Regions from separate parts of the Mus musculus genome. Here all the other regions are linked to region 3. The links are chromatin loops, found by intact Hi-C in ENCODE. Cell type or tissue: left cerebral cortex. All regions are shown on one strand.

Region 1 (2,500 bases), 550 kb before region 3:
TCATAAGATCACGGTAAAGAAGACACATTAAAACTAGAATGCAAACTTAATGATGAGGTTAAAGAAAAAAATCATTCCTCTATGAAAAACAGTCTTGGTGCTGGTAATTTTGAGACGATTGAACACTAAGGGAAAGGCAAAAAGGCTCTGTTTCCATTTTACCTAAATACCTGCCTCTCTCCCCTCTCCATTTTTTTTTTTTTTTGGCTCAGGGGAACATCCCTGCCTATCCCCTAAATGAACGTTTTAAGCCTTTCCGACAGTAACACTTTAACAACGTAGCTTTACCATTCTCCCTTTTGATTACTGAGCATGAGTCTTCCTGTGACCTTTGTCTTGGCAAACCAGTTTTGACAATTTAGGCTTAAGGGTAGCCGATACCACTGCTGTGTTTCTCATAAAGTAAACAGGATGAAAAACAGACTGAAGGTCGTTGGTGCCCCTTGCCTACCTGTGGGAGGCTTTGCTTTGCCTCACACTGGGCCGTTTACTTCTCTTCACTCTGTTACAGAAACCCCAAGATGGATTTTTGATGAAAATAAAGTCGAGATGCCCAGAGGAGTAAGTGGGAAGAAGAGCTTCACCAAGAGATTAAAATGAGAGGAAAGAAGACAGAGTGGTTGGAAGTGAGCAAAACTCATTCAGTCTGTGCGTACACGATGAGATGACAACACAGTCTTGGCTCAGTGTTGAAGTAAATAACTCTGAGCTTAAAAGCTTAAATTGTCTATTATTTGCCAATTACGCTCATGAGTAAGATGTAAAAGTGTGCATTTAATGTGTGGTGGTTGGCTTAAAAGCTTTGTGAGAGCAAACTAACCAGCTCTTGGGATAGTTCCAAGCATCTGATGTTTGATGGTTGCAGAAACAGAATTCTAGGATGCAAACTGCGTTTTCTTTTTGCATGTATGAAGGTGACTGAACCAAGATTAGTGTGTGGTCCAGCAATGGTGCCATTATCCAAGGTGGTGACAGCATGGGCTCCTTTATCTGCCTGCCGCCAAGGGCAGCTTTCTACTAGTCTTGAGGAAGGTACAGGGAGAGAAAAGGGATTCAATAAATGTGAATATTCCCTGTGATGGTCAGGATGTGAGGCTAGTAGGCTCCTATATTACAAAGATGGAAAGCATCTGTCTGTAGACCAGTGCAGGCGAGGTGGAGAGTGAAGAGACTCTCTTTAGAAGCTACCTAGCCTCTTCTTTCCAATATCTTCCTTTAAAATATCAAAGTCACGTAGAACTCAGTACTGTGCTTATAATATGAAACTACAGTCTCTTCCTGATGTTTATGTTCATTCAATTAGAAAATATTACAAATATCTAAATATTTAGCTTGTCACTTCTGAAATTTAATGACCGTGAAAGTGTCTACGAATCACTTGAAGAATTATAGAATTTACACATACATATACAGCCACAATCACCAATGTTGTCTTTTGGGGGTCCTCACACTTTGGAAGACTTGAGTGGAAATTATAAATGGGAAGGTACTGTAGTACCAATAATGACCACTGGATGGCAGGATGCTAACACCTTTGATTTGCTGTTTTTCTAACTTCTGTATCCACTCTGGAAACGGCTTTCACAATCCTTTCATTTTCTGTGAAGACTTTTTGTTTTGTTTTCAAAAAATATTTGCATGTATTTTTATGGGTAGTAAGTGAATATGTATGAGGTCAGTCAAATATTTCAGTTGTAGAGATACATTTTTATGAAACTTGACTCAATAATAACCTTTCTGAGTAATAGTTTTCTGTGTGCAAGTCTAGACCAGAAAGATCTTTATTCTAAATTCTAAAGTATTAGACTAATGTGAATTATCTGTATGTTAGTTAATTGTGGGTGAATATTACTACATCCACCTATGAATGTAGACAGAGAGGTCAGCTCATTAACCCTGAACCTTAGAGCTTCCTGGGGAAAGAAAATGAAGATTATTCAGTTTTCATTTCCAAGAGGTTTTTGAAAAAGCACAACAGAATTCTTGCCACGAAGCTGAATGGATTCTGGAAAATAAGAAACTTGGATTTCAGAAGTAATCGTCTCAGCTCACCTTTCCAAAGCTCAGGATTAAAAAGCTCTGATGAGCACCACTTTAAATAGGATTTGAGGAAATCCTGTCGGAAACTAGGGTCATCTTTCTGTAGATCTCTACGACTAGCGTGCATCTGGTTAGAGTAGGAATATTTTTTAATTGTGTACTTAGTGCTAATATTTAAGGGAATATCTACCTGAATTGAAAAAATTTAGAAAAATACTGTTTAGAAAAAGAGTTTGTAATTCAAAATTATCTGGAAATGAGTAAGAGTCTAAGACTTATACATAATCTCTTTTCCTAAAACGATTTTTTTTTGTTTTTTTGTTTTTTGAGACAGGGTTTCTCTGTGTAGCCCTGGCTGTCCTGGAACTCACTCTGTAGACCAGGCTGGCCTCGAACTCAGAAATCCGCCTGTCTCTGCCTCCCAAGTGCTGGGATTAAAGGTGTGTGCCACCACATCAGG
Region 2 (2,500 bases), 110 kb before region 3:
AATCTAGAGTCAAAGTAGTAAAAATAGTGATTGGAATCAGAATCTATTCAGTATGCTTAGACAACAGGACTTACTCACACAGAGATAGGGTGGTGTTTTGACAGGGTCAGTTTTGACTCTCATATTATGATTGTTTTTCCCCAGAACAGTGTGGACGGTGTCTTCTGAATCTTTGCTATATACAAGGACCAGGATAACATTATTTTGCTTACTGGTGGTATCTTGCTAAATATTCAAATGATATATAAACATGCATGCCTAAACCTGGAAGAGAAAGGTCTTACCTATAGGGCTGGTAAGCTATAGTACTAAATGGAAACAAGAAACAGCAGAATGTTATTAGAAGAGAACAAAGTCAAGTATAAGCTAAGAATCTCATTTTAATGGCAGGATCACAGAGGGAAATTAATCAGGTAAGACAGAGAAAGTTGAGATGAATATCCAAGAATCCTACAAAAGAAATCATATCAAAACATGTGCCAAATGTATCTGAAATACCAAAGCAAGGGAGGATGGAAATGTGAGCATTGACTTCTGTTTCATGCAGCTAACAGACCTCAATCATGAGAAACAGACTATGAAAGTGGGACTGATGTTAACCTAGAATGAAATAAGTGAAGGAAATTCTGATTAGACTTGAGACAATCTTGATCTATGACATTAGGAAATAAAACTTTAGAGACAGGAAGTGGCTTGCCTGAGGAAGGAACCAGCAAAGACTATGTATATATGAAGACATCCATGTTTTCATGAACAAATAATGTAGACCTAGCTATATATGCTCGAGAGTGGAGACTACGTGCCATCATGAAGCAGTCTGGGAGCACAGACTATTTTGATTCTATTTTGACTGTGTCCTGTAATCTGGATACTAGCTTGAAAGCATCTTTTTGTCATGAAAAAATTGGAAGGAACCATTTCAAAGGGAAAAAAGGCTAACCATCTAACGGTGCACGTTGCATAAGTGCCTGGGATGAAGAGGATGGAAATGAGCTGTGATAGGAAATTGGGCAGAGCTGTGAAACATCAGAGGAAACTTGCAAAGAGCAGCTGTTGCAGATGAAGTCTAGAGAGTCGTCCCCCACTTCTTCAAAACAGAAAACACATTCTGTGCCTTAAAAAATTCAGGATGAAACTCTTACAGAAAAGAACAAAGACAGTGTGTTCAAACTTCCTTTTATTTGAAATAGGAAGCGATATTTTTCAGAAAGCTTTAATTTTGGTTCTAGTAAGATCTCCTTTTAACCACCAGTCACAGCATAATTGTAATCAAAGTGTGCTTATGTTTCACTTTTGGAAAAGGAAATTCTTTTTCCCTTAGTTCTTTAAAAGGATTTAATGAGATGCCCTTATAATTAATTTTAAAATTATCTTTATTTCTAGCTCTATCTTCAAATGCACTGACAAAATAGATACTCTCGTAACCTTGTGGCCAGGATATCTTTGAAAGGCAAAGAATTATGTAAGTGGAAAGAATTTTATAATCTATCTAAAGTGCAAAAGGATAGCATAGATGACAGGACCGCAAAGACAATGATACAAATTGTGCCTCTAATAATTTGGATGCTATTTCCAAGAAAACCCCTGAAGGTGTCTAATCCCAATGATGATTCAGGAAAGCTTCCCTTTAAGGTGCTTCTCTCAGAAATGAGAAGCAAAACATGTGGCCATCAAGGATAAAAGAACACTGTAGTTGCTGAAAACCTATGTGGCTTGACTGGGCAACAATTCTTTCTAGAACACCCAAGTGCCAAAGGCCTGGCAGTAAAGTGGAATGTGAAATCATGGGCCCAACTGAGTATGGTGTCTCATCTGCTTCTTGCTTTTTGTTCATTTTTCTTCTGGGATACTTTCATTTTTTAACTGTATAATAACATGGTAGACATCTCCTTGGGTTGCAATTAGACACGAGCTCTTGAAGAACTATTAATAGATCCAGTAGCCATGAAATAAATAAAAAAAAAAAAAAAGTTGGTTAAAAGCATCACATGAGGACTGGGGAGGCAGCTCAGTGCGTAAAGTCCTAGCCTTGAAAGCATAACGACCTAAGTTCAGTACCCAAAACCCATATTAAAATAAACAAAAAACAAAACCCAAAAAATTAAGTACAGTGGCCTGTCCTGCACTTGTCATCCCAACAGATGGGAGTGAGGCAGATTCTTGAGGCTCACTGCCTGGCCAGACTAGCTTACTATGTGATTTCCATAGTGAAAGACACTGTCTCAAAAAAGTGAGGAGACCAAGGCTTGGGCAACACTAAAGAGGAAGCAGAAAGAGCGAGAGCGAGAGCGAGATCGATAGGGTGTTGTACAACACTGACTCTGAAACATGGCATACTTGTCACACTGATGAACTCACATCTGTCTTTACCTGCACAAGAACAAGCTAGCCAAAATCCCAGCATAAATAGGGTAACTGATCACCAAACCCCACCCCTTACTAAGAAGCTATTGGCAGTTAATAATTGCTGTGAAAAGGAGAATCGTCCATTTTTTATGAT
Region 3 (2,500 bases):
CGGCCTGGGGCCGGCGGGATAAATACAGAGAACTGGGTGCGGGGTGCGGAGAACTCCGGAGGACGCCCGAACGGAGCAGCACCGCGGACAGCGCCCCGCCGCGCCGCGCCCAGCTCAGCCTGCGCAGCCCTCTCGCCCGAGGTTCGCGCTCCGCGCACTCTCAAACTAGCCGCTGCACCACGATGGCAGAATCCCACCTGCAGTCATCTCTGATCACAGCCTCACAGTTTTTTGAGATCTGGCTTCATTTCGACGCTGACGGTGATTATTTTCTTTTTTAACCCTTGCAAGACCCGTCCCCATTCCTTCCCTGCTCTTCCCTTCGACTGTGCTTGTTCATCCCAACCATCCTTTTCTGTTCTTTTCCGTCTTCCTTCACCCTGTCTAATCTCGTCTCCCCCTGACTGCCTACCCATCATCCTGGAAGTTTACACTGAGTGTACGCCATCCCCGTGCTGTAAGCGTTCACCTTTCTAGGAACGGTAACGGTAGGACAGAAGCAAAGATTGGGAAACCCTGTCCCCAAAAGTTTCAAACACCATCCCCAGCACCCCTGCTACCCTCCTATGCCCTTTATGCGGTTGAAGTTTTACACCTAGGAAGCTAAGCGCTGCGGCGGCTCATTGCTGATTAATCGGTGCTCAGGCTGTACATAGCCTCCCAGGACGGTTGTCCTGGAAAGAACCGAGAAGAAACTTAGAAAGAGACATCTGACACCTGGGTGTCTCTTTGTCTTTTCAGGAAGTGGTTACCTGGAAGGAAAGGAGCTGCAGAACTTGATCCAGGAGCTTCTGCAGGCGCGAAAGAAGGCTGGATTGGTAGGCTTGAGTTTGAGCAGGACCCTTCAAGCCTAAGACATACCTATTCTTGTGTTTCATAAAAGAGGTTTTGTGGGAGAAAGTAAAGGCTTACCTACTAAGAAAGGCGAGAGAGAACATATTTCCAAATTGCGTCAAGAGAAAAAGTGTGTGTGTGTGTGTGTGTGTGTGTGTGTGTGTGTGTGTGTGTGTGTGTTTGGTGGTGGTGGTAGGGTGTCTAAAGAGAAAATCCCTATCATCTTAAATCAGTCATATATTTCTATAATCCTCCTTTCCTTAATAGGTCTTAAAAGGAAATGTCGATGTGCAAGACCCTTCGTCAGATTCCCCACCTCCACCACTGAGTTGGTTGTGTGATTTCTAACTTCTCTTTTCTAGACGATAAGGAAGGGGTAGAAATACATTCCTGCCCCTTGGTGGTCAGGAACAGATCTGCAGATTCTAGTGCCAATTTCTGCTGCGAAGTCAGAGTAGCTGGGAACGGGGTGGGGGAGGGGTGAAACTACAGCTTGCCTTGACCCTTAATCTTGAGCAAAGATAACCAATTCATAATAAGTGTGAGAATTTAGCAAGAAATGGTTTTTTTTTCATTTTTGTTGGAGAGAATCCCCAAATTAATAAAGCAATAAAACAAAGCACTGTAAGAATTTCATGTATTGTGGAAAGGAGAAGATTCTGAAGAGAAAGTACGAGTGGTGGTTTTTAAATAAGCTATGGTTTTGACATAAGCATTGGTTAAATAAATTATAATTATTGTTTAAGAATTAATTCCTTTGGGCCAAATCTATTTGTTGGGAAAGGATGATGTCAATGGAAAAATAAAAGATACCCAACTAACTTTTAAACATATGAGATGTTTATATAAAGAGTAAATTGAGAATTTTACAGGTCTGATAGCATTTATGTAAGACTGCTTTTCAAAAGAAAGCAAGGTTGGATACGCAGTAGTTAAATGTTAATAGCCTTTGGTCTTTTGGATTATAATTACAAAGAAATTTTTACATAAAGATAATATACATATCATCCCTAGATATTATACAGCATGCCACCATTTCTAGTGCTCGTGTGTGTGTGTGTGTGTGTGTGTGTGTGTGTGTGTGTGTGTGTGTGAGAAAGAGAGAGAGAGGGGGGAGAGAGAGAGAGAGAGAGAGAGAGAGAGAGAGAGAGAGAGAGAAACAGTATTAATGCGACTGTTTTGTTTTTTGGGGTTTTGGGGGGTTGATTTTTGTTTGTTTCTTTGGGGGACTTTTGCTGTTGTTCTGTACATGGTGAGATTTATATAGTAGGAATCCCTATACAACAGCAAAAAGAATCTCCATACTGATGGAAATGCACTCTGATGTATTACATGCAGACTATCAAATTGCTAAAATCATGCCAAACCGACTTTAAACCAGATCATGCTCTGGGGATTGTTTTACTCAGATTTCATATCATGTAATCTAAAGTGTAATAGAATAAGATCAAATAAAAATATCTTCTATGCACTTTGCCCTCTTTTCCCCTTGTGCATTAGCATGCAAATACATTTCTGTAATAACATCACTTTGGTTCTATGGATCTTTAGCTGATAAGACAGAAGCCATTTTCTTCCTCACTTAAAATACATTAAATGTATATGGAAAGTCTTATTTTCCATATAAGTTATAATTACAGTCTTGGATGGTGCTTCTAAAAGCTAC
Region 4 (2,500 bases), 110 kb before region 3:
TGTGTGTGTGTGTGTGTGTGTGTGTGTGTAGAAGCAAGTGATAAAAGGGAAAGTCAGAGCAATAGGTAGGAAGAGTAGGATGAACACAGAATATATGCTTATATGAAAATGTTCTTATATAACACTATACCATAATACCCAATGAAAAAATTTAAAAATATATATATACATGCTTTATAGTTCGTTTCATTTATGTTCTAGATCGAAGAGTAGTGACTTTACCCAATTCAAAACTGTCTTTGTTACTTACTAGTTATATTTGATAACTTACCCTCACTTTGTCCCCTAATATATGAGTAAAATAATAATATTTCTATTCCTAAATAGTCTGCTGGAAGGATGAAATCAGTTTTCCACATCCATAGTCTTTAGAACAACGTGTAGTCCATGAATGGTCAACATTAATTCTATGTAGAATTCCCTATTCTTTCTTTCTATAAACCCATAAATATAACTTTAATTCCCCCATGTAGAACTTGACTAGATCAACAGTATGCTATGCACCCATTCTGAAACCTTTTGGAATGGAAAAGGAGTATCTCACTAAATTATAAAGATTCTTTTCAATCATAAAGTTATTCAGTGTTGAAGCTCATGTGCTAGGAGATTTCTTGGCATGCAATATATACAGAACATATGTTTCTTTGTGTTATACAGGGCCAGGTAGAATGATATGTATGAAAGAATGATACTCAAGAGAACTAATGAAGACACTAGGTATTTCAGGGGACAATCTGTTTTAAAAGTCACACCAGAGATAGATACAGAGACAGACAGAGACACACAGAGAGAGACAGAGACACACAGAGAGAGACAGATGCAAAGACAGAGACAAACAGAGACAGAGGCAGAGGGACAGAGAGACAGAGACAAAATATATCATTTTTTTCCTACTTCACAGTTTGAGTTGGCATGATCTGAGAGCTTCTCTTCTCATCCCCTTGGTAACATCCCTGCTTTTCAAAACCTGGCTTTTTATAACAGAATGTTTGCTAGCTGTCAGGTTGAATCAAAATAAATATCCACCTAGAATGAAGACAAGACATTAGAATGATTTACCAATAACACATCAAAATACCATCTAGAGGATGCTTGAGGATAAATGAATTTGGCAGAATAAGAAACATTTCTGTAACTCTGCACTTATTTTCTCTCCACTATATTCTCTCGTTTATGAAGAATACTCTAATTTCAGTAAAATACACCCACTCCCACCTTCTTCTGGCTAAGGCTGTTTGGTACAAGTACATGTTCCAAGGAATGCTCATTTGACTCCAAATTTGAAGCAGTACCTTGGAACAAAGAGGCTGAAGAAATCAATGAGCATAATGGCCACATTAATAAGAACAAGAACTTTAGAGAAAAGAACTGTGACACTTAATGCAAGCTGTTCAAAATAAAGGAAGACGTAGATGCCTTTAAAAGTTCCACTAAGCATGCAAACGAACAAATGGAAGGAGGGCCAGATTCGTCAGGAAATAGAAAGCTAACTGCCCCCAGCCATCTTCCTACCCGAGCTACATGCATGAAGCCAGAACTTCGTCAAACATTCTTAGGAGGTTTATAGTGACAGGAGCATGTCATTCAGAGTAAATATTGCATTTGCTGATCTTCTCGGGGACAAAACACTGGGAGTACGTAAACAAATGTCACTTTATCCATTTAGCAAGATTTTTCATATGAGCAAAATGAGATGAAAGGCAGTTCACACTGTACTAATTATAAGACATCCAAGATGATCCAGGTGTGTGTGACTAAGTCTAGTCGCTGGAAAGAAGAAAAAAATCTGATTTATATAATTTTCCTACTGCCTTTTAAACAAGATACTACTTAAATGCAAAGCTACAAGCTAACAGCAGCCAACACCTGCATACCTCTGCTACTTACACACGAAACAAGTAATAGCCTCCTTCCCTGAATTAGAGCTGAAGTAGTTATCAGATGGTGTCTAGTCTAACCATTCTACCCAACAATAAACCACAAAGAAAGGCATGTAACTGATAAAACACTCCACCTTAGGGCTGGACCAGAGCCTTGACATGGGGAAAGTCTCTGCAAATGTGAGACAGTGCATGGGAGGTCTCAGTACAAATGAGAGCAGGGTGCTGGCTGCTGTACTGTATTCTGCATGTGGCCATCCACCACCTCAAGCTGTAACAGTAGAACCAGTAGCTAGGAGTAGGTGCAGATTCTATCTTGGTTTCCCTCCTCCTCCTTGTTCCCATTGACCATGCTGCCAAATCCAGAACTGTCACTCCACTGCTCTATCATTGGAAGAAGGAGGGGGTGTCTAAAAAGACCAGTACAGTAATTTCATTCCACCCCTTCACTGCCCAGAATCAAGGTTATATAAAATTGACCAATAGGGCCAAGAAGGATTTGATGCGGTTCTCACGAACCGTATTTCAGGGAGGTATTTTTTCTTTGTTAATGTGACTTTCCTACCACAGTTAAGCAACACCCTACTTTTGAAAACATGCTAACAACACTCACCACTGTA

The links. Hi-C counts contacts between places; a loop is a spot of excess contacts. Peaks named below come from ENCODE experiments on the same cell type or tissue, not always from the same donor. Only the 100,000 strongest peaks of a DNase experiment are listed, where the experiment ranks them.
Region 1: a loop joins it to region 3, with 5 times the contacts of the local background. A loop is called at or near these places in 6 of 42 quality-filtered maps.
Region 2: it touches region 3 in a loop (5-fold over the local background); 2 of 42 quality-filtered maps call a loop at or near these places.
Region 4: it touches region 3 in a loop (9-fold over the local background); 2 of 42 quality-filtered maps call a loop at or near these places.

What each region holds. Positions count from the first base shown.
Region 1 is chr4:15,327,195-15,329,694 of GRCm38, forward strand. It overlaps Gm29883 (a long non-coding RNA gene), which reads left to right. Exons shown (of 4, transcript XR_390426.2): 4 at 512-574. Among named protein-coding and RNA genes, the nearest start is that of Gm29829, 11 kb to the left of the region's middle. In left cerebral cortex, a CTCF peak has its summit at 1,507 (motif pointing right); a DNase peak (open chromatin) is centred at 1,505.
Region 2 is chr4:15,775,234-15,777,733 of GRCm38, forward strand. No RefSeq gene overlaps it. Among named protein-coding and RNA genes, the nearest start is that of Calb1, 100 kb to the right of the region's middle. In left cerebral cortex, no CTCF peak of the experiment used is centred here; a DNase peak (open chromatin) is centred at 994; H3K27ac peaks cover 421 bases.
Region 3 is chr4:15,881,217-15,883,716 of GRCm38, forward strand. Calb1 (calbindin 1) reads left to right here and starts at 48. Exons shown (of 11, transcript NM_009788.4): 1 at 48-261; 2 at 742-818. The coding sequence starts at 183. In left cerebral cortex, CTCF peaks have their summits at 69 and 1,247; DNase peaks (open chromatin) are centred at 21, 662 and 1,220; H3K4me3 peaks cover 2,170 bases; H3K27ac peaks cover 765 bases.
Region 4 is chr4:15,767,818-15,770,317 of GRCm38, forward strand. No RefSeq gene overlaps it. Among named protein-coding and RNA genes, the nearest start is that of Calb1, 110 kb to the right of the region's middle. In left cerebral cortex, no CTCF peak of the experiment used is centred here; DNase peaks (open chromatin) are centred at 962, 1,236, 1,497 and 2,266; H3K27ac peaks cover 1,129 bases.